Linked DNA regions of Homo sapiens: all the other regions are linked to region 2. Evidence: chromatin loops called from intact Hi-C (ENCODE). Cell type or tissue: A673. All regions are shown on one strand.

Evidence for each region. Peaks named below come from ENCODE experiments on the same cell type or tissue, not always from the same donor. Only the 100,000 strongest peaks of a DNase experiment are listed, where the experiment ranks them.
Region 1: a loop joins it to region 2, with 4 times the contacts of the local background. A loop is called at or near these places in 5 of 110 quality-filtered maps.
Region 3: it touches region 2 in a loop (4-fold over the local background); 14 of 110 quality-filtered maps call a loop at or near these places.

Annotation. Positions count from the first base shown.
Region 1 is chr1:162,839,005-162,841,504 of GRCh38, forward strand. No RefSeq gene overlaps it. Among named protein-coding and RNA genes, the nearest start is that of CCDC190, 21 kb to the right of the region's middle. In A673, a CTCF peak has its summit at 1,505; DNase peaks (open chromatin) are centred at 1,447, 2,047 and 2,467; H3K27ac peaks cover 2,322 bases.
Region 2 is chr1:162,055,039-162,057,538 of GRCh38, forward strand. No RefSeq gene overlaps it. Among named protein-coding and RNA genes, the nearest start is that of NOS1AP, 13 kb to the right of the region's middle. RefSeq lists an enhancer at 939-1,453. In A673, CTCF peaks have their summits at 1,108 (motif pointing right) and 1,308; DNase peaks (open chromatin) are centred at 273 and 1,143; H3K27ac peaks cover 1,403 bases.
Region 3 is chr1:162,612,666-162,615,165 of GRCh38, forward strand. No RefSeq gene overlaps it. Among named protein-coding and RNA genes, the nearest start is that of DDR2, 19 kb to the right of the region's middle. In A673, a CTCF peak has its summit at 1,190 (motif pointing right); a DNase peak (open chromatin) is centred at 1,186; H3K27ac peaks cover 697 bases.

The DNA.
Region 1 (2,500 bases), 780 kb after region 2:
ACATCTCCCACCCTTCAGCTTGGCTGGCACTGTGATTATTAAACTCTTTCTCTACCGCAACTCCTGCTGTTCTCAGTGTTTGGCGCTTCTGGGCAGCAGGCAAGATGAACCCACTTGGGTGATTACAGGGTGCTCAGGCACAGTGGTGGCCAACCTTACATATGAAATTCTGCCTCCTTTAATCTGGATGCTGCTGGTGCCCATCATATTATTGGTGAGTAAGAAATATGACTTCACTATAAAAATGCATTCACTTTGGGTACATATAAGATTAATTTTAGGTTTGGGGAGCAAAGAAAGCAGATGTTTATGTAAATTACAAGTTTTAGCAGTTTTCAAGTTCATTAATTCTTTATCTTTACTTTATCCTACTGATCCAGAGGGTACAGCATGTGGGAATTTATTTTGCACTCTTGTTTGTACCATACAGTGTTCTCTGAGGCAATATACCTCAGCAGGTGCCACCAGGTGTAATGCAATTATCTTTGCACTTAATGTCTTCCATCAGCTGGACTTGCTTCCCTCATGTTGGCTGCCTGACTTTGAGAAACACAGAAATGTGAGACCTTGGGAACATCAGGAACTGCCTTTCTTTTAGAAATTATTTTCCAACATGGGTTCTTCAGGAAAGTAGTTATTCTGCAAGATGTCAGTAGGTAATAAAAAAAAGCAAGCAAGCAGGGAATAAAGAAAGAAAGAGGAAGGAAGGGGAAGGGAAAGAAAGAGGCATAGTGGAGAAGTAGAAAGGGGAGCAAGGGAAGAAAGAAAAAAAGAGAGAGAGAAACAGAAAGAAAGAGCAACAGAGAAAGAAAGAGAGAAAGAAAAGAAAGAAAGAAGAAAGAAAGAAAAAGAAAGAAAGAAAGAAAGAAGGAAGGAAGGAAGCAAGGAAGGAGGCCGGGCGCAGTGGCTCACGCCTGTAATCCCAGCACTTTGGGAGGCCGAGGCGGGTGGATCACGAGGTCAGGAGATCGAGACCATCCTGGCTAACACGGTGAAACCCTGTCTCTACTGAAAATACAACAAAAATTAGCCGGGCGCGATGGCAGGCACCTGTAGTCCCAGCTACTCGGGAGGCTGAGGCAGGAGAATGGCGTGAACCTGGGAGGCAGAGCTTGCAGTGAGTGGAGATCGCGCTACTGCACTCCAGCCTGGGTGACAGAGCGAGACTCTGTCTCAAAAAAAAAAAAAGGAAGGAAGGAAGGAAAGAAGGAAGGAAGGAAGAAGGAAGGAAGGGGGGAGGGAGGGAAGGAAGGAAGGAAGGAAGGAAGGAAGGAAGGAAGGAAGGAAGGAAGGAAGGAAGGAGGGAAGGCAGGCAGGCAGGCAGGCAGGCAAGCAGGAAAGGAGGAAAATTTCCATAGGAATTTTTCTTTAACTGTGGAACTTGCCAAGATCTTTACTATGCTAGTATCATGTTACCATGTGTGAATCCCTAAGATGGGGATAGAAGATACAGTGTATCCCAAATGCATTCAAACACAGACTCCTTTTTTGAGGACATCTTGTGGCCAGAATGCTCTATGAAAACACTGGGGGAACTGTTCCTAAAAGGTAAAGGCTTCTGTATATCTTTACTGTTGTTGTAATATTCCTCCTTTTCAACAAAGCTTAGACAAAAGATTAGAAAGGAATATGCTGACACATCAATAGCATTGCCTCCTAATGCTGGGACCTTGTATACATTTTTAGGTTCCTGTAACATTTTTTGTACTTTCCAAATATCTACAATTAACATGCATTTGTTATTATATCCTAAAATAATTAAATAAAAATTATGTTTTTATGACCCTGGTTACACTAGCAAAAATGTTGCTAGTTCTTAATGGGTAACTTATCTTTCTTCCTTTGCTCAGCTGTACTTTTCCTGGTGAATTCTTTCACAGCAACACCTTACAATGGAGCAGAAGTGTTAGTAAGTGCTGTGACATCAGAATCCTTCTTAACACAGTGATCCAAGAGTAGCTGCTAACAATCATGGCCCATGAGAAACAAACTAATTTGCCAAACCTTCCTTGTATCTAGTGAGAGAGATCCCAGTGCACTGTACTTGCATGCTGGTGTGCCTGTCTCCCACCGCCTCTCTGTGAGCAGCTCTAGACCCTCACCCAGCATGGGAATGAGTGCTCAATGAGCAGCAGCCCTTCTCTGTGTATCTACAGTGCCTAGCCCAGTAGTGGCTAGCCCGGAAGTGCCTACTCCTAGTGGGTGCTTCATAAATGCTAGCTGATTAAAATTAAGTAAAAGATTCGGTAAAAGGAATCTATGTTCAGAGTGAGAAATCTTCAACTGATTTTCTTATAAAGTTTTCTCTCCTTTTGAAAACCACCAGGAACATTAATAAGCAACCTATTGAGGACTCTTACTTTCTATACATCTATACATTTACAGCATTGGGATATAAGTCAAAGGCATGGGTATTTATGCTCAGGCTTGTGCTAAGAGCCCCAAGGGACAGAGAAAAAACAGTCACTGGTAATCTGTCCCCCCTCACATGCACAATGCA
Region 2 (2,500 bases):
TGGTTAGTAAAGGCCCCAGTGTCTAGATGTCTTTTACAGAACAAAGATGCAGACAGCCCTGGGTTCCTTATAGCTCTTAGCAATGAAGCTGATGGCTTGGGCTCACCCCCTGTCACTGCTGCTCTGAGAACTCCCAGGCCTTCCTGACTCCTCCACCCGTGGTCCCCCCCATCTAGATCACCCTTTGTTGGTTCCTTTCCTCCTTCCCGTGCACATTCCTGTAGTACTCTCACACTTCCCTTCCCAGCACCTCTAGGGAGGCCAGGGCTTCAGGACACCACCAGGGAGATATTCTTGCCCATTTCTTGTTTACTATGAGTCAGCCCCGACTCACCACCCAGGGCTGTGCATCCTGAACATAGGTTTTTCCAGCCTTTGATGAGAAGGCAGTGCTGTGGCTCTCCTATGACCAAGAGAGAAGCCAGCACCTGGTTATCCATGGAGTTACCTTACCTCACCACCTTTCCTTTCTGCTCACACCTTTCAAGTTTAGGTTCTGGAGAGGTTCTCAGGGGAGTAGGCACATGGCCTGGGCCTACGGGCTTCTTGGTTCTCACAGGGGTCCAGGCTCTAGTTCTAGTCTATGCTTTCTTTTCTTTTCTTTTCTTTTTTTTTTTTTTTTGAGATGGAGTCTTGCTCTGTTGCCCAGGCTGGAGTGCAGTGGTGTGATCTTGGCTCACTGCAACCTCCACTCCTGGGTTAAAGCAATTCTCCTGCCTCAACCTCCTGAGTAGCTGGGATTACAGGCGCATGCTGCCTGCCTGGTTAATTTTTGTATTTTTTTTTTTTTTTACTAGAGATGGGGGTTTCACCATATTGGCCAGGCTGGTCTCGATCTCCTGACCTTGTGATCCGCCTGCCTCAGCCTTCCAAAGTGCTGGGATTACAGGCGTGAGCCACAGCGCCCGGCCTCTAGTCTATGCTTTTGAGGGCATTAGGGGAAGTTTGTGTTTCAAATATATTTTGATATTCTTAAACATGTTTCATGATCTTTAAAATAAAAAGATGAATCCAATGTGTTCTGTAAAATGGGGGTGGAGGTGGATCTGAGGGTTCATTTCTCAGGCTGCATCTAGATCTTTTAGGAGGGCACCACTACTCAGTTCTGCCTCTTGAGGGCACCAGAGACTGTTTTGCCATCCACAGAACAGCAGGGAACTAGGCAGCCATCAGCTGAGTGACCCATGAACAGGCGATGTTTGGCCAGCCAGGGGAGCCCTGCTTGGGGGCCATAGCCTTGCAGAGCTCTGCCAGGTTAGTGGGATGATGACGGGACCCAGAAACCTGAGCTATGGCTTCAGCTCTGCTCTCAGCTAGCTGTGTGCCTTTCAAAAGCCATTTAACTTCCCCGGGCTTCAGCTTCCTCCCATGTATTAAAAGTAATGGCCAAAACCTCAATTATCTTTGCACCAACCCAAAAAAAGGCCAGGGGTAGAAAGAGCTGACCCAGATGGCTTCTTCTATATTTAGGGCTTTGAATTGCCCTAAATCATGGAAAAACTGGAAATGATAGAACGGCATAGATTCTTATTTCCTGGAGCCTTTGAAAGTGTTCCGGTCCTGAGCCCTGACCTCGACATGACCAGAAATTGGTTATGGCAAGATGGCTGGGAGCAGGGGGCAGGTGCTGACAAAGAGTAAATGAAGAAAATGAGGCTCAGGAGATAAATCAGAGTGGAAATGTCACAAGCTCTCCCTAATTTAGAATCATAACTGATGCTAGGAAAAGGACCTGAGAAAGATTGCATAACCTTTTTGTAACTATCCTCTGCCTGTCCAAGCTGTGTATGAAATAATAGCTATGAAACACAATACAAGCTAAGGGGGCTTTGGTAGCACTCAATAGCCCTGTTGAGATGTGGGTGGGTGTCTCAATAGTATTCCGAGTCACAAATGAACTTTCCTTGACATTTCATTTCCATACCTGAATTGTACATAATATTTTGGTTCACACCAACTCACTGAGGTAGGAAGACAAAATGCATGTCTATAGCATTAATCTTGGAAAAATGAATCATTCATTCATTCATGAGTCAACTAACGAAAGAAAGAGCAAGCGCCGAGTGGGAGAGTCTTGGCTGTGAGGGTAGTAAAGGCAATTCTGATTCAGGCACAACTCTTAGGAGTGGAAGTCTTTGGCCCCCGAGCAGAGAGAACTTGGTTGCAGGTCAGTGGGGTGTATTTCACTGTCCCAGATGGCACTTGTATGTAGGTTAAACTCAGAATCCAAAGTGTTGCTAAAGGACTGTATGGAGAATATGTGGGGAATGGGAGCAAACGGTAGTCTTATATGTTGTGAATGCCAGAGGATAGATAGAGACAGCAGGGGATGTTCTGAATGCTGAAAAAACCACGTTACCATTCAGTTGGGGGCGACATCAAAATTCTGCTCCTTGCCTTGTAGGGATGTCAGGTGGGATATGGGTCAGTAAAGCAAGATAGAAGTCTGGGGAGTAATAGTGCTTAGAGAGGCATCAAGGTAGTGGGATCCCTAAAAGGC
Region 3 (2,500 bases), 560 kb after region 2:
CAAATATTTTTAGTGAATTTCACAATTAGCAGTTTGGGAAAAGGGCCCATTGGTATGAGACGGCTCAGCCTGTGGTATCCGAGGAGGAAGGGTCAAAAGCACAAAGAGAGAGAGTGCCAGATGGTGATCAGGGCCAGATGGCTGTCGCCAGGGTCATGCTCAAGCTAGTGCGAATTAAGAAGAATCACAATAAGCTTATGCAACACCAGCCCAAAGCCAATTATTGTTCTTGGACTTAGGGTATATTTCCTCTTTATTTATAGGAAAGTGTATGTTTGTATGTGTGTGTTTGTATATGGGGGGGTTGTGTTTGCAGGGGATGGCAAAGAGCAGTTCTGGGAATAATGAATCAACATTTGAAAGTAGAGTTGGGCTATACTTAGGTGAGTGTAATTGTTTCAGTGGAAAAGTTTTTCTCACATTCTTTCCCTTCCCTTTATTATATTCTCGTAACATACTGAAGGGCAGTGCATTTGGCAGGCTGAATTTGGCACTGCTCAGACAGCCTCAGTAGAGCAAAGGGCCTGAGGACACTAAATTCTATCCGGTCCCATTTACAGAGCTGTTGGGCAATGAAATGGTGCTCTTGATAACTTGCTTCCAGGGGGTGAGAAGCAGAAAACCACAACCTACGGTTCCTGTCTTGGGTTGCAGGTGGAAGTTGAGAGCCCTACCCCTGCATAACAAAGTTGTAAGACTAACTGCTTTGCTTATTGGCGTATTCTTAATCAGAGACAAGAATATCCAAATAGTGATCAAATTAAAGGCCCATAGTACTCTTTGGTTAACGTTTATTAGTAGCAAGCTATTTTTGTCTCACTCTTCTATCCTCGTAACCAAATTTGGTTGGGCTTCCAAAAATGATACTCCAGGGTCTTGTTTCTGGAGCTGTCTGGAATCCTCTGGAATGTGGCAGCAGCCCTCAGCCCCACTGCCTGTCCTACCCTAATCTGCCCTGCTGTCAGGGGGGCTTGCATAAGCATAAGTTGAGGGTAATGATGAGCTAATATCTGAAGCCATGGAGCAGAATGTATTTGCTTAAGCCGGGTTTTATAGCTTGATTTTTCACTTATTTTCTGAGTGTATTATAGGCTAGTTTCTGTGAGTCGGCTGCCTTCCTGGGGGCCTTGTCCCGGCTGGGCATGTTTAACTGTTTTTTGTAGCCTTTCCCGCAAGGCTATTTCTGTGCAGTAGAGGGCAGTATTTTCAAATGCTCAGGTATTAGCGCCTCAGCCTTAGGAGAATGTTTAGCCCAGGTCCAAGTTACACAGGGTTGAGTAAAAGCCCACCTGCTTGACCGTCTGAGAAATGCTGACATCATCCATACCTCGATCCTCTGTGTCCTACCAGCAGATGAAGGGCACCCAGGTTCATTAATAGAAACTTGGAAATGCAGAGAAATAGCATATTTAAAATGACCTCTTTTCGAATGCAGCTGCTATTGTTTCTGTGTATTTTTCTCTTAGGTATTTCTTTTCTATGTACCTTAAAGAGTGCATAAATAGCCGGGCGCGGTGGCTCACGCCTGTAATCCCAGCACTTTGGGAGGCAGAGGGGGGCAGATCACCTGAGGTCGGCAGTTCAAGACCAGCCTGACCAACATGGAGAAACCCCGTCTCTACTAAAAATACAAAATTAGCCGGGGTGGTGGCACATGCCTGTAATCCCAGCTACTCGGGAGGCTGAGGCAGGAGAATCACTTGAACCCGGGAGGCGGAGGTTGCGGTGAGCTGAGATCGCGCCATTGCACTCCAGCCTGGGCAACAAAAGCGAAACTCTGTCTCAAAAAAAAAAAAAAAAAGTGTTTAAATAGTTAACAGTATAGCAAAAACATTTCCTCATATTGTGTAATTAATATTTATAAGTCTACTTTTTATTTGCTGAATCATGTTTATTCAGGTGGATTTGTTAACCTTTTACTTAGTGTTGAACATTAATTTTTTTCTTCCAGCTTTTTGATAATATAAATAATGCTGTGACAAATATTTTTTAATAAGAGGCTTTCCATATTTATAAGTATTTCCTGAGTATGGATTCCCAGACATAGAATTATTTGGTCAAAGAATATAAATATTCTTAAAGCTCTGATTACTGTTTTTTTTTGCATTGCTAGGGAATTTTACTAATTTATACTTTTGCCAGTTGTCTTAGTTTTTTTTTATTGCTGCCATAACAAATTACCACAAACTTAGTGGTTTAAACTACACAAACTTAATTATCTTATATTTTTGCAGGTCAGAAGTCTGGTACAGGTCCCATCAGGCTAAAATCAGGTTGTTGTCAGGGCTGAGTTTCTTCCCATAGGCTCTAGGGAAGGAAGAATCCGTTTTTTTTTTTTTTCGCTGATTCAGGTGGCAGCATGGAGTTCCATGGGGTTGTGGGACTGAGGCTCCTGTTTCCTTGTTGGCTGTTAGTTGGGGCTGTCCGTAGCTCCCCCACGCCGCTCTCTGGTCCTTGCAGATGGCGCCTACATCTCAGAACCAGTAATAGGGTATTGAAT